Regions from separate parts of the Homo sapiens genome. Here region 2 is linked to region 1. A link is an interaction called in ENCODE POLR2A ChIA-PET data of the cell type or tissue named here. Cell type or tissue: PC-9. All regions are shown on one strand. Links, peaks and the distances in the headings refer to the core of each region. The heading gives the core; the rest is flanking DNA. Region 1 holds the start of LOC124904107 (U6 spliceosomal RNA). Region 2 overlaps CDK12 (cyclin dependent kinase 12).

Region 1 (12,547 bases), core at 2,886-10,885:
AATCGAGTCAAAGAAAAAAGGATTCTTTTATGATGATTTCACTAACTCCTGTATCTTTTTTTTTTTTTTTTTTAGTACTCTACAGGCAGGCGCCACCCCGCCCAGCTAATTTTTGTATTTTCAGTAGAGATGTGGTTTCACCATGTTGGTCAAGATGGTCTCGATCTCTTGACCTCATGATCCACCCGCCTTGGCCTCCCAAAGTGCTGGGATTACAAGCGTGAGCCACCGCGCCCAGCCACTCCTGTATCTTTTATACATTTTTTACTAAAAAGTCAGAAATGAAATGATATGAAATATATAAACACACAGCCAGGCATGGTGGCAGGTGCCTCCAGCCTGGGTGACAGAGGGAGACTCTGTCTCAAAAAAAAAAAAAAAAAAATACATAAACAGTCTCTCACAGTGGCTAAGACATAGGGCTACAGCTTTAGGAAGACATACACTGAAATAATAGATTAGTTGCTTGCTTTCTGAACTCTCTCAGGTATGGCTTTAACTATAAAATGGGAAATTAATCGCTACATGCTAAGGCTGCTATGAAAATATAAGGCCGGACGCGGTGGCTCACGCCTGTAATCCCAGCACTTTGGGAGGCCAAGGCGGTGGATTACCTGAGGTCAAGAGTTCGAGACCAGCCTGGCCAACATGGTGAAACCCCATCTCTACTAAAAATACAAAAATTAGCCTGGCGTGGTGGCACGTGCCTGTAATCCCAGCTACTCGGGAGGCTGAGGCAGGAGAGTTGCTTGAACCAGGAAGCCGAGGTTGCGGTAAGCAGAGATAGCATCACTGCACCCCAGCCTGGGCAACAAAGAACGCAACTCTGTCTCAAAAATGTGTATATATAAAACTACGACAATAATACGTGCTCAATAAATGATACCTATTTTTATTATTAAGAGAGAAATGCTAACAATCAGAAGATTAGACCCATATTTATACTCAATTTATGGCATGACAATTTATATGCTTTCAGGAAGAAAAATCCCATATCTATTAATTTTTGGTTAATGTGTACACGATTGACACATCCTGAATTTAAAAAGCTTTTATTCTTCCTTAGTACTCTAAATATTATGAATAAAAAAGACATAATGAGATAAACATTCATAGTATATCTGGATTTGGGAATTTTCTGTTGTTCTAAAAACATAGCTGGGTATCTGAGGGCATAGATGAATGACCTGAGTCTCCAAGAAAGGCTTTTGTCCATTAAAATAAAATTAAAAAATACTTTGGGACCAAACTTCTACGATCTTACTGGTGTGGGTTATAGAAGAAACATGAGAGATTTAGTTCAAAAGGAAGGGAGAAAACTATCATGAAAGACAGATTCCTCCAAAAACTCACTTTGGTCTCTTTTTATATGGTTGCTGAGGTGGTGTGATTGCCTTTGGTTCTGGAGAGTCTGGGGGAGACAGATCTCCACCAGGGAGCTCTGGAGGGAGAGGAAGGTCTGTGAGTAAGTGACGTGTCCTCTGTTCCTTCTCTTTCTTCACAGGTTTTGAAGGAAGAGTTTCTTTTGGACTAAACAATAAATGAGAAGAGATGACAAAATTACAATTAAAGATACGCAAATAAAAATTTTCAAAGATCATAATGCCTGGTTACGAAAAGGTTAGAAAGATCTAATTTTTAAGGAAAAAAACCTGTACTATAACATAAAAAAAAATAATTAATCACAACTAAAGATACTTAATTTTTTTCTTTTTTTTTTGAGACAGAGTATCACTCTGTCGCCCAGGCTAGAATGCAGTGGCGTGATCTTGGCTCACTACAACCTCTGCCTCCTGGGTTCAAGTGATTCTCCTACCTCAGCTTCCCAAGTAGCTGGGATTACAGGCGTGTGCCACCATGCCAGACTAATTTTTGTATTTTTAGTAGAGATGGGGTTTCACCATGTTTGCCAGGCTGGTCTTGAACTCCTGGTCTCAAATGATCCACGTGCCTCGGCCTCCCAAAATGCTGGGATTACAGGCGTGAGCCACCATGCCTGGCTGAGATAAATTTTATAAATAGAAATCTATAGTATATTTTAAAAACAATGAAATATTTGTGATATTACTTGCAGTTCCCTTTATCAAACTCTTAATATATCGTTCCTAAGATTTTATTTGGAGTTTTATTGAGATGAAATAAAATTCACCTGGGCATGGTGGCTCACCCCTGTGATCCCAGCACTTTGGGAGGCTGAGGCAAGAGGATTGCTTGAGGCCAGGAGTTTGAGACCACCCTGGAAAACACAGTGAGACTCCATCACTACAAAAAATTAAAAAAAAAAAAAAAAAATTAGGCCAGGCACGGTGGCTCAAGCCTGTAATCCCAGCACTTTGGGAGGCTGAGGCGGGCAGATCACGAGATCAAAAGTTCGAGACCAGCCTGGCCAACATAGGGAAACCCCATCTCTACTAAAACTACAAAAAATTAGCCGGGCATGGTAGCAGCTGCCTGTAATCCCAGCTACTCAGGAGGCTGAGGCAGGAGAATTGCTTGAATCGTTCCAGTGAGCCAAGATCGTGCCACTGCACTCCAGCCCAGGCAACAGTATGAAACTCCGTCTCAAAAAAAAAAAAAAAATTAGAACAGGCACAGTACTCATGCCTGTAATCCCAGCACTTTGGGAGGCTGAGGTGGGCAGATCACTTGAGGTCAAGAGTTGAAGATCAGCCTGGCCAGCCTGGTGAAACCCTGTCTCTACTAAAAATATAGAAACTGGCCAGGCACGGTGGCTCACGCCTGTAATCTTAGCACTTTGGGAGGCCAAGGTGGGCAGACTGCCTGAACTCAGGAGTTCGAGACCAGCCTGGGCAATACAGTGAAACCCCATCTCTATTAAAATACAAAATTTAGCTGGGTGCACCTGTACTCCCAGCTACTCAGGAGGCTGAGGCAGGAGAACTGCTTGAACCCCAGGGGTGGAGGTTGCAGTGAGCTGAGATCGCGCCACTGCACTCCAGCCGGAGAGACAGAGTGAGACTCCATCTCGAAAAAAAAAAAAAAAAAATTAACTGGGTGTGGTGGTGTAATTCCAGCTACTCGAGAGGCTGAGGCAGGAGAATTGCTTGAGCCTAGGAGGAGGAGGTTGCAGTGAGCTGAGATCGCACGACTGCACTCCAGCCTGGGTGACAAGACTCTGTCTCAAAAATAATTAGCTGGACATGGTGGTATAAGTGTGTGTTTCCAGCTACTTGGGGGCAGATGGCAACCGGCAGTCCTGGGGTGGGAGCATCATTTGAGCCCAGGAAGTCAAAGCTACAGTGAGCCATCACCATGCCATTGCACTCCACCCTGGGCAACAAAGGGCAGCTCTGTCTCGAAAAATAAAAAATTTAAAAATAGAAATAAAATGCAGGAAGTAATTTTCTTAAATTCACAAAGTATCACTGCAACTCGTGGAGTTCATCGAATTTACTCTACATTTTAGCAAAGATTTAACAAACAAGAAGAGCTCAACAATTTAATACTACTCTATCGCTAAAGAGGTGCAAAAATCTTGGAAAAAAGAAATAGTATTTTAGAATGCTTTCCCTGTAAAAAATATAAATTGCCGAAGATATTTACAAAAAAATAGAAATATAGCTAAGTTGTAAGTCAAAACTAATAAAAAATATACTGAATCATTCCGTTCACTTCAAAGCAGAAGGCAAACCTGACCAGCCAAAATAGACAATCATCAAACTAAAAATCTAAAGAAAAAGGGTCCAAGCAACTATTTCAGAATTATTAAGGCACCTGGTGGCAGAAGCCTCTCCCAGTAATCAGTAAATTATAGTAGTCAGTGGGGTTTTGTAGAAAGATAGGTTTCCAGGAATAGATCAGAAAAGTCAGTTTTCAATCTTTTTTTTTTTTTGAGACAGGGACTCACTTTGTTGCCCAGGCTGGAATGCAATGACACAATCATGGCTCACTGCAGCCTCAATTTCCCGGGCTCAAGCAACACTTTCACCTTAGCCTCCTAAGAAGCTGGGACCACGGCACACACCAACACACCCAGCTAATTCTTGAAATTTTTTGTAGAGACAAGGTCTTGCCATATTGCCCAGGCTAGTCACAAAATCCTGGACCTCCCCAAGTGATGCTCTTGCCTCGCCTCCTACCACGTATGGCCCAGATACAATTTTTTGCCTATCTCAATTTATTAATAAGTGGTAGAGAAATTTTGTGCCAAGAGCCAGGTGTGGTGGCTCATGCCCGTAATACCAACACTTTGGGAGGCCAAGGCAGGCGGATCAGTTGAGCCCAGGAGTTCAAGACCAACCTGGCCAACATGGTGAAACCTCATCTCTATTAAATAAAGATACAAAAATTAGCTGGGCATGGTGGCATGTGCCTGTAGTTCCAGCTACTTGTGAGGCATGAGAATTGCTTGAACTGGGGAGGTCAAGGTTGCAGTAAGCCGAGATCGTGCCACTGCACTCCAGCCTGGGTGACAGGGCAAGACTTTATCTCAAAAAAAAAAAAAAAAAAAAAAAAAAATTGTGTCATGCACATCCTCAGAAAAAATAAGACATCTATAGTACAACAGACTAACTCATGTCTACAAATAAAATCAGGCCAGATAGGTCTTCTCTATTCCTTCACAGTATCAGATGGTTGAAAAAGATCTGAGAACCTTAACCACAGGCAATCTTCTCTATTTTTATGACAGGTAGTTATAAAGGAAAATATTGGTGCTTTGCATGAATATTTCCTAGACCACAAAGATCTATCTCTTGCAATGTATCTTTTTAAAGAATACTGTTAACCCTTGTGTGTGAATTTTCCATAAAAGAATGTCATTTACTCAAAATATAAGAACATAAATCTCAACAGCTATTGACTCCTGCCAATTTTTATCGTTTTAATCCCTTGTAAATCAGACAGAACAATACAATATAGGTTAGTTTGTACCACATCAACCAGAACTGGGATAGTCAGTGGAGTAGATAATGATCATCTGAAACTTTCTGTTGAAATACTGGGAGAGATGAACATGCAACATTATTATAATCTGCACTCAGATTTTTCCATCCTAGAAACAAAACTTATTATCAGAAAACTCTTTGAGTCACAATGTAATATAGATTCTTTTTTTTTGAGACGGAGTCTCCCTCTATTGCCCAGGTTGGAGTACAGTGGTGCAATCTTGGCTCACTGCAACCTCTGCCTCCTGGGTTCAAGTGATTCTGCTACCTCAGCCTCCCAAGTAGCTGGGACTACAGGCGTGTGCCACTACGCCCGGCTAGTTTTTTGTATTTTTAGTAGAGATGGGGTTTCACCATATTGGCCAGGCTGGACTCGAACTCCTGACCTCATGATCTGCCCACCTCAGCCTCCCAAAGTGCTGGGATTACAGACATGAGCCACCGCACCCCACCAACATAGATTTTTTAAATTATTCTAATTTTTAAGATGTTCAGCGAAAAAAAACTTGTAATTTCTCAACCACTGTCGGAATATTCTTTACAAATCTCAATTCCTCATTATTCAAAACAGATTTCTTCTTGGTTTGGCTTCACTAGAAGAACAAGAAAAATCAGGCTGAGCATGGTGACTCATGCCTGTAATCCCACTACTTTGGGAGCCAAGGCAGGAAGATTGCTTGAGCCCAGGAGTTCAAGACCAGCCTGAGCAACATAGTGAGACCTTATCTCTAAAAAAAATAAACAAAGTTAGCTGGGAGTGGTGGCATGCACTTCTGGTCCCAGCTACTATCGAGGCTGAAGCGAGAGGATCACTTGAGCCAGGGAAGGAGGCCAAGGTTGCAGTGAGCCATGATTGTGCCACTGCACTCCAGTCTAAGTGACAGAGCAAGATTCTGTTTCACAGAAAAAAAAAAAAAAAAAAAAAAGAGGCAGGGTGCAGTGGCTCATGTCTGTAATCCCAGCACTTTGGGAGGCCAAGCGGGCGGATCACCTGAAGTCAGGAGTTCAAGACCAGCCTAGCCAACATGGTGAAACCGCATCTCTACTAAAAGTACAAAAATTAGCTGGGCATGGTGGTGCACTCCCAAAATCCCAGCTACTTGGGAACCTGAGGAAGGAGAATCGCTTCAACCCAGGAGGCAGAGGTTGCAGTGAGCCAAGATCACCCCACTGCACTCCAGCCTGGGCGACAGAGCAAGACTCTGTCTCAAAAAAAAAAAAAGAAAAAGAAAAAAGAAAAATTAAGGTATTTTAATTGTGTCATCATCATTTCAAATAAATTCAGTCTATGGTTTTTTGTCTGTTTGGAGACAGGATCTTGCTGTGTCACCCAAGCTGGACTGTAGTGGTGCAATCATAGCTGACTGCAGCCTCGAGGCTCAAGTGATCTACCCACTACAACATTCCAAGCAGCTGAGACTACAGGTGCATACCACCACAGCTGCTTTTTTTTTTTTTAAGAGACAGGGGCCAGGCACAGTGGCTCATGCCTATAATCCCAGCACTTTAGGGGGCCGAGGCCGGGGATCATGAGGTCAGGAGATCAAGACCATCCTGGCAAACATTGTGAAACCCTGTCTCTACCAAAATACAAAAAAAATTAGCCAGGCGTGGTGGCACCCGCCTGTTAGTCCCAGCTACTCAGGAGGCTGAGGCAGGGGAATCACCTGAACCCGGGAGGTGGAGATTAGTGAGCTGAGATTGAGCCACTGCACTCCAGCCTGGCGACAGAGTGAGACTCTGTTTCCCAAAAAAAAAAAAAAAAAAAAAAGGGGGGGGATGCCTAAGCTCTGGTCTCAAACTCCCACCTGAAGCAATCCTCCAGCTTGGCCTCCTAAAGTGCTGGGATCACAGGCATCAGCCACCATGCCCAGCCAATCTGTGTTTCATATTTTTGTTTTCTCCAATGTTTACTTTATGAGCTCAAATAAAGTACTAATACAGATTAGGTACTCTCTTATCCACAATGCCTCAAACCAGAGTGTCTGAACTTTTTTTTTTTTTTTTTTTGAGACAGAGTCTCGCCCTGTCGCCCAGGCTGGACTGCAGTGGCGCGATCTCAGCTCACTGCAAGCTCCGCCTCCTGGGTTCACGCCATTCTCCTGCCTCAGCCTCCCGAGTAGCTGGGACCACAGGCACCCACCATCACGCCTGGCTAATTTTTTGTATTTTTAGTAGAGACGGGGTTTCACCATGTTAGCCAGGATGGTCTCGATCTCCTGACCTCGTGATCCGCCCGCCTCGGCCTCCCAAAGTTCTGGGATTACAGGCGTGAGCCACCGCACCCGGCCTGAGTGTTTCAAATTTTTAAAATTTTTAGATTTTGGATTATTTGCATTATACTGGATGAGCATATTCAATGCAAAAATCTGAATACTGAAATGCTCCAATGAGCATTTCCTTTGAGTATCATGTCAGCGCTAAAAATGTTCCTGATTTTGGAGGATTTCTAGATTTTTGGATTAGGGATATTGAACATGTATGAAAAATGTATACTGCTTCTAAAATATTACATTTTTAGCATGTTTATTTCAAGACAGAATGAGTATTTGATAGGTTATGTCCTACCAGTTCAGGATATACAATTTGAATAGAGGTCAAATCCTGTTTCAGTAAATTCCAATGTACTAAAAACCTTGAAAATTTAATGACAGCCTCAAAACTACAATGCTTAACATTATCACCTTTAGCATAGGACACTCAGTATTATAAAGGGTTGCGGACATGTGGTACATGCAAAGTGAGTCTATCATAGGGGAGCAGATACTATACATCACAGTCATTACTTGAAAAGTCACTACCAGGAAGCGCTGATGTACCCTAACTATATCAGTATTTCCTAGTTCCCCATTTATACCTATACACAAATTCACATGTGGTAATTAGGTTTCATAATACATGTGTAATTTAAAAACCTACCAAGCTCTAGGACTGCCAAACTTTTAGAATATGAATAGTATTTTGGAATCTGAACTGAATCTGTGGGTGTAATGGAAACACTTCTAATAAAAATACTGTTAATAAAAAAAGAATATAGACCAGGAATGGTGACTACGGCCTGTAGTCCCAGCTCTTTGGAATGCCGAGGTAGGCATATCACTTAAGGCCAGGAGTTTGAGACCAGCATGGCCAACATGGTGAAACCCTGTCTCTTCTAAAAATACAAAAACTTAGCCAAGTGTGGTAGCTCATGCCTGTAATCCCAGCCACTTGGGAAGTTGAGGCATGAGAATCACTTGAACCTGGAGGCAGCAGTTGCAGTGAGCCAAGATCATGCCACTGCACTCCAGCCTGGGCAACAGAGCAAGATCCTGTCTCAAACAAAAAAAAAAGAAAAAATATAAAATTTATAAATATTTACGCCAGGGGTGGTGGCTCACGCCTGTACTCTCAGCACTTTGGGAGGCCAAGGTAGGCGGATCATGAGAGTAAGAATCCGCCTCAAAAAATAAATAAATAAATAAATAAATAAATAAATAAATAAATAAATTGTAACTGTTTAAAAAACACTAAATTTTTCAATGAGATAATTTGCCCATTTTAACAGCGTAAACTACTTTAAATATAATCCTTTATCTCCTTCCCCTTGAAGTTGGTTGTTTAAAACATGATTTCAGACCAGGCACGGTGGCTCATGCCTGTAATCCTAGCACTTTAGAAGGCCAAGGAAGGTGTATTCCTTGTGTCTAGGAGTTCTACTACCCTGGACAACACAGTCAAACTCCATCTCTACAAAAAAGTACAAAAATTAGCCAGGCATGATGGCACGTGCCTGTAGTCCAAGCTACTTGAGAGGCTGAGGTGGAAAGATCGCTCCAGCCTAGCAGGTAGAGGATACTGTGAGCTGTGCACAGGCCACTGAACTCCAGCATGGGCGACAAAGGGAAAACTTGTCTCTTAAAAAAAAAAAAGAAAAGAAACAGTGATTTCACCACTATTTACAAACTTTTATCAAAAATTTAGTTGAGCCAGGGCGAGGTGGCTCACGCCTGTAATGCCAGCACTTTGGGAGGCCAAGGCGGGTGGATCACTTGAGGACAGGAGTTCGAGACCAGCCTGACCAACATGGTGAAACCCCGTCTCTACGAAAAATACAAAAATTAGCCAGGCGTGGTGGCACAAGCCTGTAACCCCAGCTATTCAGGAGACTGAGGCAGCAGAATCACTTAAATCCAGGAGGCGAAGGTTGCAGTGAGCCGAGATCATGCCACTGTACTCCAGCCTAGAGGACAGAGTGAGACTCCGTTTCAAAAAAAAAAAAAAAAAAAAATTTAGTTGAGGCAGGCATAGTGGCTCTCACCTGTAATCCCAGCACTTTGAAAGGCTGAGGCAGGTGGATTGTTTGAGGCCAGGAGTTAGATAACAGCCTAGCCAATATGGCATAACCCCTCTCTACTAAAAATACAAAGATCAGCCAAGCATGGTGGCACATGCCTGTAATCCCAGCTGCTTGGGAGGCTAAGGCACAAGAATTGTTTGAACCTGGGAGGCGTAGGTTGCAGTGAGCTGAGTTCATACCACAGCACTCCAGCCTGGGTGACAGAGAGACACTCTGCCTCAAAAAAAAAAAAAAAAAAAAATGTAGTTGATTGTTCACTTTGGCAGCACATACACTAAAACCGTAACAATACAGAAAAGATTATCATGGCCCCTGCACAAAGATGACACAAATTCGTGAAGTGTTCCCTAAAAAAAAAAGTTTAGTTAAGTACATAAAAAATGGAAACCAAGCATCCCATTCTACTAGGAAAATCCTGGTTCATTTGGAGTTTACTGAACTTATAGAGATACAGCCTTTAAAAATAATGTAGACTCCCCTGAAGTTCAGTACGCTCCAAATGAACAAGGCTATTAGAAAAACAGAGCAAGGCCAGGTGCGGTAGCTCAGGCCTGTAATCCTAGCACTCTGAGAGGCCGAGGCGGGTGGATCACCTGAGGTCAGGAGTTCAAGACCACCTTGGCCAAAATGGTGAAACCCCATCTCTATTAAAAACACAAAATTAGCAGGGTGTGGTGGCACACGCCTGTAATCCAGCTACTCAGGAGGCTGAGGCAGGAGAATTGGTTGAACCCAGGAGGTGGAGGTTGCAGTGAGTGGAGATCACAACACTGCACTCCAGCCTGGGCTAAAAAAAGCGAAACTCTGTTAAAAAAAAAAAAAAAAGGCAAGCCAGGCTCATGCCTGTAATCCCAGCACTTTGGGAGGCCGAGGCGGGCAGATCACAAGGTCAGGAGTTTGAGACCAGCCTGGCCAACCTGGTGAAACCCCATCTCTACTAAGGATACAAAAAATTAGCCAGGCATGGTGGCGCTTGCCTGTAATCCCAGCTACTTGGGAGGGTGAGGCAGGAGAATCACTTCAACCCGGGAGGCGGAGGTTGCAGTGTGCCGAGATAGTGCCATCGCAGTCCAGCCTGGGCAACAGGATGAGACTTTGTCAAAAAAAAAAAAGAAAAAAGAAAAGAGAAAGAGAGAGAGAGAGAGAGAGAGAGAGAGAGAGAGAGAGAGAGAGAGAGAGAGAGAGAGAGAGAGAGAGAGAGAGAGAGCGCGCGAGCGAGCAAGCACATAAGTGCTGGGCGCAGTGGCTCACACGTGTAATTCCAGCACTTTGGAAGACCAAGGTGGGCAGACTGCTTGAGCTCAGGAGTTCGAGACCAGCCTGTGCAACATGGCAAAACTTGGTCTCTACCAAAAATGTAAAAAAAAAAACAGCCGGGCATGGCTTGTGATTGTAGTCCCAGCTACTCAGGAGGCTGAGGCCAGGAGGTGGAGATTGCAGTGAGGCAAGATCACGCCAGTGTACCCCAGCCTGGGTGACAGTGAGATTCTGCCACAAAAAAAAAAAAAAAAGAGAAAGAAGAAAAGAAGACTTTAAAAATTCTATATGGTTAACTGAAATTTCTTTTTTTTTTTTCTTTTTTTTTTTGAGACGGAGTTTCGCTCTTGTTGCCCAGGCTGGAGTGCAATGGCGTGATCTCGGCTCACCGCAACCTCCGCCCCCCGAGTTCAAGGGATTCTCCTGCCTCAGCCTCCCAAGCAGCTGGGATTACAGGCATGGGCCACCAAACCCTGCTTATTTTGTACTTTTAGTAGAGACGGGGTTTCTCCATGTTGGCCAGGCTGGTCTCCAACTCCCGACCTCAGGTGATCCGCCGGCCTCGGCCTCCCAAAGTGCTGGGATTACAGGCGTGATCCACCACTCCCGGCTGGTTAACTGAAATTTCTAAGAAAAGTATACAGATGATCTACTTAAGGCAGAAATATATCCATTAATAGCTATGGTCATGTAGATTGTACTATGTTGGACGTGGGCTGCCTTGCTTCTTGAAATCAAGAATTATAGACCACAAATGAGAAAGGCTTTTGAAATACCATTAGCTGAATTCACTCTTGCATTTGATACCTGAGCTAGTACACTCCTATTCAAAATACATGTTTGAAAGAAAAGAAAAGTTTCGGCTGGGCGTGCTGGCTCACACCTGTAATCCCAGCACTTTGGGAGGCCAAGGCAGGTGGATCACTTGAGGTCAGAGGTTCGAGATCAGCCTGGCCAACGTGGTGAAACCCTCTCTCTACTACACATACAAAAAATTAGTTGGAATCCCAACTACTTGGGAGACTGAGGAAGGTGGATCGCTAGAACCCAGGAGGCAGAGGTTGCAGTGAGCTGAGATCGCACCATTGCACTCCAGCCTGGGCAACTAGCAAAACTCTCAAAAAAACAAAACAAAACAAAAAAAAAACTAGCTGGGCATGGTGGTACATGCCTGTAATCCTAGCTACTTGGGAGGGTGACGCAGGAGAATCACTTGGGATTCAGAGATGGAGATGGAGGTTACAGTGAGCCAAGATCACGCCACTGCACTCCAGCCTGGACGACAAAGTAAGACTCTGTCTCGGAAAAAAAAAAAAAAAGTAAAGTTTCATTCTTTTCCCAAAATGACACTAAATCCTCTAGGCTGGACACGGTGGCTCGCGCCTATATCCCAGCACTTTGGGAGGCCCAGATGAGTGGATCACATGAAGTCAGGAGATTGCAATCAGCCTGGGAAAGATGGTAAAACCCCGTCTCTACTAAAAATATAAAAATTAGCTAGGCGTGATGGCGGGGGCCTATAATCCCAGCTACTCAGGCAGCTGAGGCAGGAAAATCGCTTGAACCCAGGAAGTGGAGGTTGCAGTCAGCCGAGATCACGCCATTGCACTCCAGCCTGGGCAACAAGAGCAAAACTCTGTCTTAAAAAAAAAAAAAAAAGCCAGTGCAGTGACTCACGCCTGTAATCCCAGGACTTTGGGAGGCCAAGGTGGGTGGAGCACCTGAGGTCAGGAATTTCAGACCAACCTGGCCAACATGAGGAGACCCTGTCTCTACTAAAAATACAAAAATTAGCCAGGCATGGTGGTGAGCACCTATAGTCTCAGCTACTTGGGAGGCTGAGGCAGGAGAATTGCTTGAACCCGAGAGGCGGAGATTACAGTGAGCCGAGATCATGCCACTGCATCCTAGCCTGGGCAACAGAGCAAGACTCTGTCTCGGGGGAAAAAAACAAAAAACAAAACAAAACAAAAAAAAACAGACAAATCCTCTAATGTAAGCTTTATGTTCTTTATGTGCACACTGACTTCTTTTACAAGTCCAC
Region 2 (12,547 bases), core at 4,548-12,547, 52 kb before region 1:
AGGCTGCAGTGAGCTGAGATCACGCCATTTCGCTCCAGCCTGGGCAACAGAGCAAGACTCTGTCTCAAAAAAAAAAAAAAAAAAAAGCTTTTTGGGGCTGGGCACAGTGGCTCACGTCTATAATCCCTGCACTTTAGGAGCAGAGGCAGGCAGACTGCTTGAGTCCAGGAGTTAAAGGCCAGCCTGGGCAACATGGTGGAACCCTGTCTCTATTAAAAATACAAAAAATTACCTAGGCATGGTGGCACACGCCTCTAGTCCCAGCTACTCAGGAGGATGAGGTAGGAGAAATCACCTGAGGCTGCAGTGAGCTATGATAATGCCATTGCACTACAGCCTGGGCAACAGGAGTGAGACCCTGCAAGGCTGTGTATATAGATGGGGTTGTGGGCTAGAGGGCTAGCTGCCCTGGAGGAGAGGGCTGAGAGTAACCCACTAACTGACATCAGCAACCCACTGTAGAGGAACATCCATTAGCACAGCTGGACAAGAGGAAAGAACAGGAATGCCAAGAAAGGGGGTTACCTGCTCTAGCTGGAAGGGAGAATCTATTAATCAGAAGGCAGAACATCAGAATATAGGGTCAAATAAAAAGCTAAGGAAACTCCTCTGGAGATCTTTCGGAATAAGAAACTTCCCTGAGATCACCTGTTAGCCTGGTGCGGTGGCTCACGCCTGTAATCCCAGCACTTTGGGAGGCTGAGGCGGGCGGATTACCTGAGGTCGGGAGTTGGAGACCAGCCTGACCAACATGGAGAAACCCCATCTCTACTAAAAATACAAAATGAGCCGGGTGTGGTGGTGCATGCCTGTAACCGCAGCTACTCAGGAGGCTAAGGCAGGAGAATCGCTTGAACCCCGGGAGGCGGAGGTTGCGGTGAGCCGAGATCATGCCACTGCACTCCGGCCTGGGCAACAAGAGCAAAACTCCATAAAAAAAAAAAAAAAAAAAAAAAAGATCGCCTGTTACCCAGCTACTCAAGAGGCTGAGGCACGAGAATCACTTGAACCCCGGAGGCGCAGGTTGAAGTGAGCTGAGATTGCGCCACTGCACTCCAGCTTGGGCGGCAGAGTGAGACTCTGTCTCAAAAAATAAAAATTAAAAAAGAAAAAAAAAAGAAAGAAACTTCTCTAAGACCAGGGGTGGGGTGGGGTGGGATGGGAGTAGGGTCATCCCACACAAAAGCAGGCCAGTGACCTCTGATTGGCTTTAGGCCCCTACCTGGCTTGGCTTTAGGTTCTGTGAAAGAGACTGAATTTGCCAGGCTCTGGGTGAGAGGTGACTGATGGACATCACTGCATTCCTCAGAGGGCATTCCCACCGTTGCTCCTACCTGTAAAGGAAAATGGCAGGTTACATTAGACATGAGACAAGGGACTAGACACCAAAGAACATCTTTGGTCTTGCACCCAGGAAGCATCCATTGGTAGGTAACAGTGACGGTGATGTTAGCACTCTTCTAACTCCTTCAAACCTGAATTCCCCAGAAGGATTCAGACTAACCTTAGTACACTCCCAGAGAGAGTCATAACTGTTCTAAAATTCTTGTCTCCAGGGACCTAGCTCCCAGGCTGATAAAAGCAAAAACATGGTTCTTAAAGTTAGGGAATTCAACAGAAACAGAAGCTGTGAAACCCAGAATCATAAAGATCAATGAAGGTTAATGGTTAATATAAGGCTAATAAAAGAAGGTGACTGGGAGGAGGCCACCCAGTTTTAGATCAGATCATGAGGTTGGACTTGTGGCTCTCTCATCCATAACAGCTCCTTCAGGAAGGACTCTAAGGCAAAAAAGGATCCTGACTGTGAGAAAGGAGGTTTGCAGGACAGCAAACTTAATGTAATCTGGACAAGTAGGTCTATCATACATTCCCTAGAGACAAATTTACATGGAGACCAGTTCCACATTTCCTCTATGCTGTCTATCAAAGTTGATGAACAAAACGTAAAGGATATGTACTGGGATCTATTTCTTCATCAGCAGCAGACAATATTCACTTTGCAGATCCCCAGTACCTCTCCCCTAGACCCATTAACTCTTTCTAATCTGCCCAATGATGCCCTCCTCCCTTCACCATTCTGCTTCCAGCCTAGGCATGCTCCAGTATTCCACTCTCTGCTCATCAGTGGCTCCCAGACTCATATGCTCAGAGAAAGCAAACACTGGAAGGGACTGTAGATACATCCAGGAGGGGTCTAAAGAGGGAAAGGCATCTTGGCACCAGACTGAGATGACTTACAGAACCAGCAATGCGTGTCAGCCAACTGAACACACTATTTAGGGTATTTAGGCCACTGTGGATCACCACATACCACCTTCCTTCTGCCTCATCAAAGGAGAATATCAAACAACTCAAAACTTTAAAAACTAAAATAAAGGAGAGGAGAAGGTCCCCTTACCATTTTCCTGTAATCTCAGAGCATACCTCTTTTTGCTGAGTTCTATCATCTCATCTATCATTCAGGGACCCCCTTCCGCCACCATAGTTTTCTAGCCGATGTGTTTTCTTTCTCCATTCCCTTTTTCTTTTCAATATAGCAAAAGAGCTTCAGTTGAGATTTAGGGTGAATTCCTCACATTGCCTCTAAGGATCTTTTCCTGCTATCCAACCTCCAGAGATAGTTGCAAAATGCTCTTTGAAGTTTGGGTTAACTCTGAGGGCATCAGGATCTTTGGCTGTGGCTGCCATCTGCTTCCCAATGAACCAGCCTCTTGACTTTAAATAAAAATTACACTTGTATAATCTGCATGTCATTGAAAGATTATTCTTAGACTGGGTGCAGTGGCTCACGCCTGTAATCTCAGCACTTTGGGAGGCTCAGGTGGGTGGATCACCTGAGGTCAGGAGTTCAAGACCAGCCTGACCAACATGGTGAAACCCCATCTCTACTAAAAATACAAAATTAGCCGGGCATGGTGGCACATGCCTGTAATCCCAGCTACTTGGGAGGCTGAGGCAGGAGAGTTGCTCAAACCCGGGAGGCCAGAGGTTGTGGTGAGCCAAGATCGTACCATTGCACTCCAGCCTGGGCAACAAGAATGAAACGCCGTTTCAAAAAAAAAGAAAAGAAAAAGAAAAAGAAAATAAGAGGCTGGGCGCGGTGGCTCACGCCTGTAATCCCAGCACTTTGGGAGGCCGAGGCAGGCAGATCACCTGAGGTCAGGAGTTTGAGATCAGACTGGCCAACATGGTGAAACCCCGTCTCTACTAAAAATACAAAAAAATTAGCCAGGCTACATAATACAAAAAAATTAGCCATTAGTTACTCGGGAGGCTGAGGCAGGAGAATCGCTTGAACCCAGAAGGTGGAGGTTGCAGTGAGCCGAGATCGCGCCATTGCACTCCAGCCTGAGTGACAAGAGCGAAACTCCGTCTCAAAAAAAAAAAAAGATTATTCTTTAAGATACACACACACACACATATATATATGTATATATAATTTCCCAGTCTTTCTAGATCTACCTTTCCCCCTCAATCTCTCTCTCCCTCCTCAAATCTCACAGTCCATCCTTCCTTTCCTGAAGAAGCTCAGGGCTCTCAGGAAAGGGTCATCTTAAAGTTGGGGGCACTCTACTCGCAGAAGTCAAGATTCTGGCCTCTTGGATCTAGTTCTGGCTGGCTGCCATTAACTCGCTGTGCGACTGCGTGGGCAAGGCACTTTCCTTCCTTAAGCCTCAGTTTCCTGCTCTGTAAAGGGAGAGGTTAGATTACCTGACCTCTTTCCTAGCCCTGGCAATCTATGATTCCCTAAGGGAGAAGACGTGTCATTCCATCAGGAAGTGATACATTCATTCCTGCCCTTTACAGCTTCTCTCTGGGCCACTGCAGAGAAACTCCCCTATAGATGCCTACCTTTCCCTTGCTGGCTTAACCAAAGGGACAAGTATGTTTCAGAAGGAGGCCTTCCTTTAAGAGCCAAACTCGGGGCCGGATGCGGTGGCTCACGCCTGTAATCCCAGCACTTTGGGAGGCTGATCACGAGGTCTGGAGATCGAGATCATCCTGGCTAACATGGTGAAACCCTGTCTCTACTAAAAATACAAAAAAATTAGCCAGGCATGGTGGCGGGTGCCTGTAGTCCCAGCTACTTGGGAGGCTGAGGCAGAATGGCATGAACCCAGGAGGCGGAGCTTGCAGTGAGCCGAGATCGCGCCACTGCACTCCAGCCTGGGTGACAGAGCGAGACTCTGTCTCAAAAAAAAAAAAAAAAAAAAAAAGAGCCAAACTCAAACTCCTCCCATTAAGAGGAAAAGAAGTTGAGGCAGTCTAACTCTAACCCTGAATTTTGATAAAGCAAATGGGAGACTGAGAGCAGGTATGGGGCAGGAAGGAGTATGATAAGCATACCTCCCCACCCCCCAGACTTAGCACACACCTAGGGAGCCCCCCATAAGTAGTAGCTGCTAATCCAACTCAACTGTGTGTAGATGGGAAGAAGAAAGCAGGGACATGTGTAAACACATCCACAGCATTGACATAAGTGTTCAATCAATGTCCATATACTCTCATTCTCCCCTACTTTAAGCCTGTAACAAGCCATGGTGGGAGGCGACACCATATCCCAGTCTTCCCCTTCCCCAAAGTTGGAAAGGAAGACACAGTGAGACAGGAGCTACTTGGCTTCCTATAAATTGTTTTGTCCTTCCTCTCAGCTGCAATCAGAAGCTAAGGGCTCCCGCAGGCCTTGTTCTGATCTGCTGCAGGGAATGGAGGGTTTTTGAAACAGAGAGGACTTGGCTGAGGCCCCGTTTCAGCTGCCGTTGGGGCTGGCTAATGGGCTCATTCGGGAAGACCCCCGCCTGCCGCACTAAAGAGTCCCCCGCCGACCCCCGCCCCAGTCCCAGCCCAATTAATAAATGGGGGCTCCCACTTTATGGCTCTGGGAGCAGGAATCAGAGATACAAATGATCCCTAGGGAGGGACAGAAAAAGGCCTTCCAAGAATCAAGCTAGAGAATTGTGCATCCACAGGCACATGCTGCCACAGGCTAGTCATATCCCATTTTCAAAGCATTAAAGGGGAAGAAACTGGCAAAAATACTATTTTCTTTCCCAGATCCAGAGTAGGATAGCATTCTTGAAGTCTATGGGCACACCCTAGCAACAGACTCCCTCTTGCCTGGTTCTTCAACCTGAAAAGGGCAGGGTGCATGCAGGTTATCATCTGGACACATGGTGCATGCTCCACTATCCTCCAGGGGCAGTGCCCCCTCCTAGACTCTGCAATACTGAACATTGACACATCCTATCAATTGGTTAATAAGACAAAACACTTCCTACTTAAAAACAAAGCAGTTCCCTCTTATCAAGCTTTCATCACCACCAACAGCACAAATGTGTCTTGGGATCATCATCCTGAGGCTTTTATCCCTCTCCTCACATCCAAGCTGTGACCAAGCCTTGCTAATTCCTATGGACCCACTTTCTTTCCTCTGATTCTCCTTGTCTTACTCTACTGTAAACTCTCAGTGCTTCATGTCTTGGCAAGAACAATAATATTTTAGTGAACTTTCCTGCTTCCTTGACCAAGTACTGCTACAAAAGTCCTCAATGTGATTTTCATCTCATCATGCTCTGTTCCCTGCTACTGCTTAACAACTCAAATTCCTCATTCAAGCCAATGAGATTGCTCCTCCAACTTCATTTCCTAATACTCCTTTCCTGTACCATTCTGGTCAGCCAATTCACAGCCTCTGCACAAAACATACATGAGCCCTCTTCCATGAGATTCCTCCCACTGCTCACCTTCCTCTTCTGTTCTATGTCCCCTATCTTCTTTATTTTCAAATAATTGTTTCTGAATAAGTCCACTTTCTCCGATTATTTCTTTCCTTTGGTTTCCTCTTATTATAATAGTTTTATATTACAACCTGCATTGATATGTTGACTTACAGATTCCCCACTCTCCACCAGCTGTAAGACTGACCTCTCTCACAAGACCCAGAAGCTTCCTGAAGGTGGGACCCTCCCCCAGTCTTCTTCCTCAGAGGTTGTCCTGTCTGTACACAGGACATGCCTCTGCTAATGATATTAATGCTCCCCACTGAAGCAGCCCTCATGGTATAACTATTGGGATATTATATCAAACAACCATGAGGAACACAATCTTATTCTGTCAATTTTCAAATTGCCACCTGCCTTGAACTTGGCACTGAATCTCCCCAAGATTACAAATTCAGTTTCATGACTTCAAAGTGTTACAAAACAAAACAAAAAAACAAGTACAGTCACCAAAGGAATTTATCTCCTTCATTCATGGTAGATAAATACTATTCTCTTTGAAGACATTTTAGGATGAGAAGCTCCATTTTGTTTCCTATTTGTACAATTAATCCCACATTCTCAGGTCATGACTTGATTTTCCAAAATGAAAATCAATTCCAGAGCCAAGAGTAATCTTGGTCCCTATCAGTCCTAACTCTTATCAACATGTTTTGGAAGGTCTCTAGGAATGGAGAAGTTATTTATGAGTCGCTTTCAACAGTTTGGCAAATACTTCCTTAGATTAACCTCACTCTCAAATGCTGACTCTTTACTTCCTCTAGTTTAGCCCTGTGTGGTTAGAGAGAAAAACGTGGTCTACCACTCCCTTTTATCTCCTACATATTGCTCAGGATACTAGCCTTATGTATGTATGTATGTATGTATGTATGTATGTATGTATGTATGTATGTATTTATTTGAGATGGAGTCTCATTCTGTCGCCTAGGCTGGAGTGAAGTGGCGCAATCTTCACTCACTGCAACCTCCACCTCCTGGGTTCAAGCAAATTCTCCTGCCTCAGCCTCCCGGGAAGCTGGGACTACAGGCTTGTGCCACCACGCCTGGCTAATTTTTTGTATTTTTAGTAGAGATGGGGTTTCACCGTGTAAGCCAGAATGGTCTCGATCTCCTGACCTCGTGATCCACCCACCTTGGCCTCCCAAAGTGCTGGGATTACAGGCGTGAGCCACCGCTCCCAGGTAGCCGGGGTTTGCCATTTATTCATTCTATCCCTTAGCCTCAAGGTGCTAATCAATCAAGATAAAAACAAAGCACTTAGGCAGCGCCTGACACATAGCAGGTACCCAACAATGTTAGTTCCCTTTCTCTCCCTTCTTTCTCGCAACACCATACATGTTCCTCGGCCTTTCTGGGCATTTTTTACTGGTTAAAGATGGTACTGAACCAAACAAACTAATCTTCTTTTGTAGCTCTAACATTCTGTGACTCTAATTCGCATATTCTCGTTTGTTCTTCTATGCACTGCCATCATTTGGATCTAAAATGAGTGGCAGAGGAATACTACTAGTCTCTAGGTTGACTTAGCATACCTAAAACCACTTGCAGGAGTTTTGAAATTCAAACAATACAAATAACTGTTTAATGTGATGCATCCATGTCATTCCTCCTTATTCTTGAATTACTCTCTTGAACTATGTAGATAACAGTGTTAAGTAAATGTCCTTACATATTGCTTAACATATTTGCCCATCTTTTCTAGTTTCCCTACAGAAAATGTCTTCATAGTATCCTAGGGGTTCTTGGCCCATCCTCCAACCCTAAAGGTAAGACTACTGTAATTAAGGGGAATTCTTTACTCAGTATTGGTGCTTTAATGGGGTCTTCCTGAAATGAACTGTGAATCTCTAAGAAAATTATCCTATAAATTTCACTAACTCAACCATAATTTTTCCTTCCATCCTGTATCCCTCTCTTCTTTATAAGCAATTATATCCAAGCTGGGCGCGGTGGCTCACTTTGGGAGGCCGAGCACTTTGGGAGGCCGAGGCGGGTGGATCACAAGGTCAGGAGTTCAAGACCAGCCTGGCCAGCATGGTGAAACCCTGTCACTACTAAAAATACAAAAAATTAGCTGGGCATGGTGGCACGCACCTGTAATCCCAGCTACTTGGGAGGCTGAGACAGGAGAATTGCTGGAACCTGGGAGGTGGAGGCTGCAGTGAGCCGAGATCACACCACTGCACTCCAAGAAGAGCAAGTCCATCTCAAAAATAAATAAATAAATAAATAAATAAATAAATAAATAAATAAAAATAAGGAATTATACCCCAAGTCTCTTTCTGCAGCCCAGCTACCAGACTCTTCTAGTTCTCCCTTCTTACCCTTATTTCCACCTCTTATATTGCTTCATTTTCTGAGACTTTTGGTCCCCTAACAGAAATTATAAATATTAACACTAGTATAAGGCCAAACTAAAAAGTTCCAGACTTTAAAAAAGGGACCAGGCTACTAAGCTTTCTTTAGGTCTTTGAATTCAGCCTGTTTTCTCCAGGTCCAAATGCATTCAAAATTGCATTAGCCTTGGTGAGGAGGGTCATCTACAAGCTGATCCTCACCAAGGGTGTCCCTCATTAGGCACTATTGTAGTTCTGAGACTGAGGAGGGAGAAGGATCCCCTCCTAGAGAGTCCATCAGATAGGCCCCTTAGGTAGAGAAAAGACATCCTCCAAGACTCAGACTTTGTTCTTTACTTAGCTCTGACTGCTATATGGTGGACTTCTTAAAGGTTTCTTCATGCTGCCTCCCTCAGGGTTGGTTTGGCCTGGATAAAATGCCCTTCATTCCTTTAGAGCTGTCAATACTATCTGTAGTTTACAAACATGCCAGAGCAAGATATCAAAAAGTCCATCCATTTACAGGTCCTAGAGAACCTGGGTCTAAGTAAATTTATTTCATGGCTATACCTTCTTATTCCACAGAAGTATGCTGTAGCTGAAGGTTGCAAATTGAGAATGGTCCACTAACAAACTACCCACTTAGAGGGTATGAAAGACAAACTCAGTATCAGTCTCTTTCTCTCAGCCTTGGAGTACTAATTTTTTGAGATAAGAGATATGAGAGAAATCCAGTGGTCAAAGTGTTTTGGCACCCCAGTGATTAATCACCAGGACATTAAAGCAACTCTTATCTGCTTTCTCTTAGATACCAGAGAGCCCTCTTCTCACCAAGCTTTACTTCCCACAGACACCATCTGCAACTGAGCTTAGAAATGTCATCAGCAAAAGCAACAATCTCAGGATATGGAAGAAGAGGATAAAAAGGTGAAGGTTGAAAGAGGGGAAGCAGGAAGACAGAAAGATGACTCCCTGCCTTTCCTGGCCAGGGTACAAAATAATCTTTTGTACCCTACATAACACAAATGAAAAGCTCCTTTCATAGCTCCTAGCAATAAGAAAGTATGGTTAGTTTACTTTCTCCTTCACTTTCCACTACAGTAGGTTGAGGATCCAGATAGACATTTGTCTTCTGAATTGACTCTCATTACCTTTCAAAACAATGAAATAGCAGTAACTCTAAATACCTGGTAGGGTTAAGCAATCAATACCGATGGTAGGCCTAAATTATTCCAGTTGAATGGTGAGTGGGGAGAAAGAGAAATAGGGAAAAGAAGTGGGTGGATAGGAGATGGAGAGACAGTTGCGTACAGTAAGGAGTACCACCAGTAATTCCTTCAGGTGTCGTACTCCCCCAGTCTTTCAACTCTGGCTTGGAGTAATCTCCTACTTGAGAGAATTCCTAATTAGGAACACTGGAGGTGTTCCTACAGATAAGAACTGTCACACCTGGACAGTAAAATTAACCAAAGTGTCCAGGAATGCTCACCTTGCCTCTCAGGACAACCAGAAGACTCAGCAGTTCCACCTCTCCCTTGGAATGGTTGAGTGCTTCCTCCCTTGAGGAATTCCCCATTCCCATTCCACTTAGCCCTTATGGATGATTAGGATATGAAAAGTCACTCCATAGTTAAAAAACAGTCAAGCTATGAGGCAATCTTTAATAACAATGGAAATCCCAAGATCAGCACCAAGAGCATTAACTGTTTACTTCTTTGAGGCATTAACCATACAGTTAAGGATGCCTATCTAGGAAAGAACAGTGCCTAAGAAATTGAGGTACTGAACAGCATGGTTTCTGGTTAGAAATGGCCTTGGGTATGACAGAAAAATCTAGGTTAGTAAGGTCCTCAGCCTTTAGGCCCAGAATTGAAAAGACACTGCTTCAATTTTCACTGCTATGAAGTGAAAACAGTATTTTCTAGTAGGTTGAAGTTTATACCCCAATCATGAACTTGCAACCAGGAACACATAATTCCAGAAATTGGAACAATCTTGAGCTCTCCATTCTCCTTATAAGATGTGACTTAGCCCACAGGAAAGGGAACACCACTTAAACTTTTGAGGATTCAAAAACAGGTTAGCAACTCTCATCATCACCAGTTTTTGAACTCAACTTCCTTCTAATTTCCCTTGCTCTGGTGTATCCCTTAACCTTCCTGTATGACTTGCTCACCCCATTTACAACTTCAGATACCTATCGCCCTTCTTTCTTTCTCCTAGTGGACTTTATCTGCCCTCTGCCCATTTGTCATAACTAGCAGGATTGCAGCACATACCACAGGGGCAAATTTATCCTGTGTTCTAAGCCATGAAAGAGAAGGGGAAGCAATTCTGTCTTCAGGTGGAGATGGGAAAGATTTTGGAAACAATAGAGATTTTAACTTTTAAACAACTTTTTGATTCACTTTCTGGATTGGCAACGCATCGGGAAATCTCAGCAAAGGTAGGTACACTAATCCCCATGCTGACTCTGCATGTAATAACATGGGAACTGAGGTAGGGTGGGTGGTGAAGTCTGGTTTAAGACTATCCTTTGGGTCTAAACAGCCTCTTACCAACTTCCCTTGATGACAGTTGAGCTCAAACCCACTTACCTCTCCTGTCAGGAGGAGTCAGGGTACATGAAGCTCAACTCTTTTGATGGTTTGGTACCATTATTTGTATAACTTTTCTACTTTAAAAAAATCACATTTCATGGTTTTTCCCAACTCATTTATTCTCTAGTTCCTAGTCTAGCGTTTTCAAGCACCTCTTCAAATCCTGATAACCTTTTGCTGGGAGGGGGAGTTAATGAGTCTATAATGATTCTGAGACAGAGAACCCCTAAGATAAAGTGGAGGAAAAACGTCCTTTATACATGATTAGATATGCTCAGGGGGTACAGATTAAGAAGTAAATGCAATGGAGCAAAAGTGGTATAGTAACAGGAAATATTTAATTTTCCAATCTCCACTTTCCATTTTTATAAACTGAAAGAAAAAAATTTAATATATTACAAAATATCTGTACATAGACAAGATACACCCAATGGGGGTCAAAAACGAGAGAGAAAGGAATCAGTGTCAGGAACCTAAATCAGGGAGAATGAGGTGGCAACTGACACTTTTCTGATGCAGCATTCTCTCTCAAAACCTGCTGGTAACCATTTTAGCACGGTAACTATATATGCATATTATATATACACACACACATACAAGTGGTTGGGTGATGTCTATGGCATAAGCTAATAGAAGTTCTACTTGCAAATTTGTGCTAACTGCCCTGCTTTAAACGTATAGATTTGATGTTGCTTTCAAATACTTATCGTTCCTATGGACAGTTGAAGAAAAAACTAAGGAAACTGGGTCAAGTATATTTGTTTTCAAAACCACAAAAATGATCACGGTCAAACCAGTTTTGCCTCCCACTCATGAACAGAATCAGATTTCTCATCTGTTCAAAATAATGTATTTAATAGACAATATCTCTCATTGTACAATAATTAAAACAAAACGAAAACCACTTTTGAATGGAATTAATTGGGTCTGTAATTTTCAAATAGTCAAGGTGAAATTCTGCCAAACCTTTACTTCCATCATGTTTATAGATAACGTAACTGAAAAATTAACAAATACCTTTTCTTCCTCCATACAGATTCCAGGATATTTAAATAAGTTTTTTTTTCTCCTCTGCTTTTAGAAATAGTCAAAACTACCAAACTTTGTTTTCATTTTAAAAGACTCCCAAAATGGGGGTGGGGGTGAGATGGGATCATACATACACATACACTCACACATACACTCACCCCCTTCCCTAGTAGGGATGAGGGAATGGAGGCTTAAGTATATTATTTAGGATATTTGGCATAATTAAAAATAAGAGGTGGGAGAGGGGAGGGAAAAACATTATTGATGACTGCTGATAACCAAAATACAATGAAATATATAGAGAATTTTATTCATATTTGATGGGAAACCAACTTTTTTTCATTGAACAGATACTTCTGAAAGTATCCCAGGCTCACGTTCTTTAATAAAAAACAGGGAGTGGGGCCCAATAACTCAAATTCAAATATTCTAAAACACAAAGGCCCATGTCTGAGGACTAAGAAGTCAACAGACAGAAGGTTCAGATGAACTTTAATGCGATTTACCAATAGCATGTCAGTAAGCCTAGTAAATCTAACTGGACACACTGGTATAAAAAGCCATCAATGCCAAAATAGCTAGAAGGCTCTCTTTCTAAATCAGTGTTTGGCCCTGGAGGCAAGGCCAGATCAAAAACCAGAGAATAATAAAGAAATACACACACCGATATCTAGCTATATCTCATTAACAGGGGAAAACAGTCTTCAAGTAAGTATCTGAAGAGGGTTCTTCTTTCATTTCTTTAAAGTTTTTTTTTTTTAAGTAATGCACCTTTCTCTTATAAGTAGATTTTATTTTT

The links. Peaks named below come from ENCODE experiments on the same cell type or tissue, not always from the same donor. Only the 100,000 strongest peaks of a DNase experiment are listed, where the experiment ranks them.
Region 2: POLR2A ChIA-PET joins it to region 1 with 12 read pairs; 7 of 35 experiments call an interaction of 5 or more read pairs at or near these places.

The regions. Positions count from the first base shown.
Region 1 is chr17:39,479,540-39,492,086 of GRCh38, reverse strand. It overlaps CDK12 (cyclin dependent kinase 12), which reads right to left. Exons shown (of 14, transcript NM_016507.4): 3 at 1,354-1,530. It overlaps LOC124904107 (U6 spliceosomal RNA), which reads left to right and starts at 9,499; the gene lies at 9,499-9,601. In PC-9, for the core only: no CTCF peak of the experiment used is centred there; DNase peaks (open chromatin) are centred at 5,536 and 6,276; H3K27ac peaks cover 4,002 bases.
Region 2 is chr17:39,533,036-39,545,582 of GRCh38, reverse strand. It overlaps CDK12 (cyclin dependent kinase 12), which reads right to left. Exons shown (of 14, transcript NM_016507.4): 14 at 11,039-12,547. Among named protein-coding and RNA genes, the nearest start is that of NEUROD2, 69 kb to the left of the region's middle. In PC-9, for the core only: no CTCF peak of the experiment used is centred there; DNase peaks (open chromatin) are centred at 6,432 and 11,492; H3K4me3 peaks cover 865 bases; H3K27ac peaks cover 1,344 bases.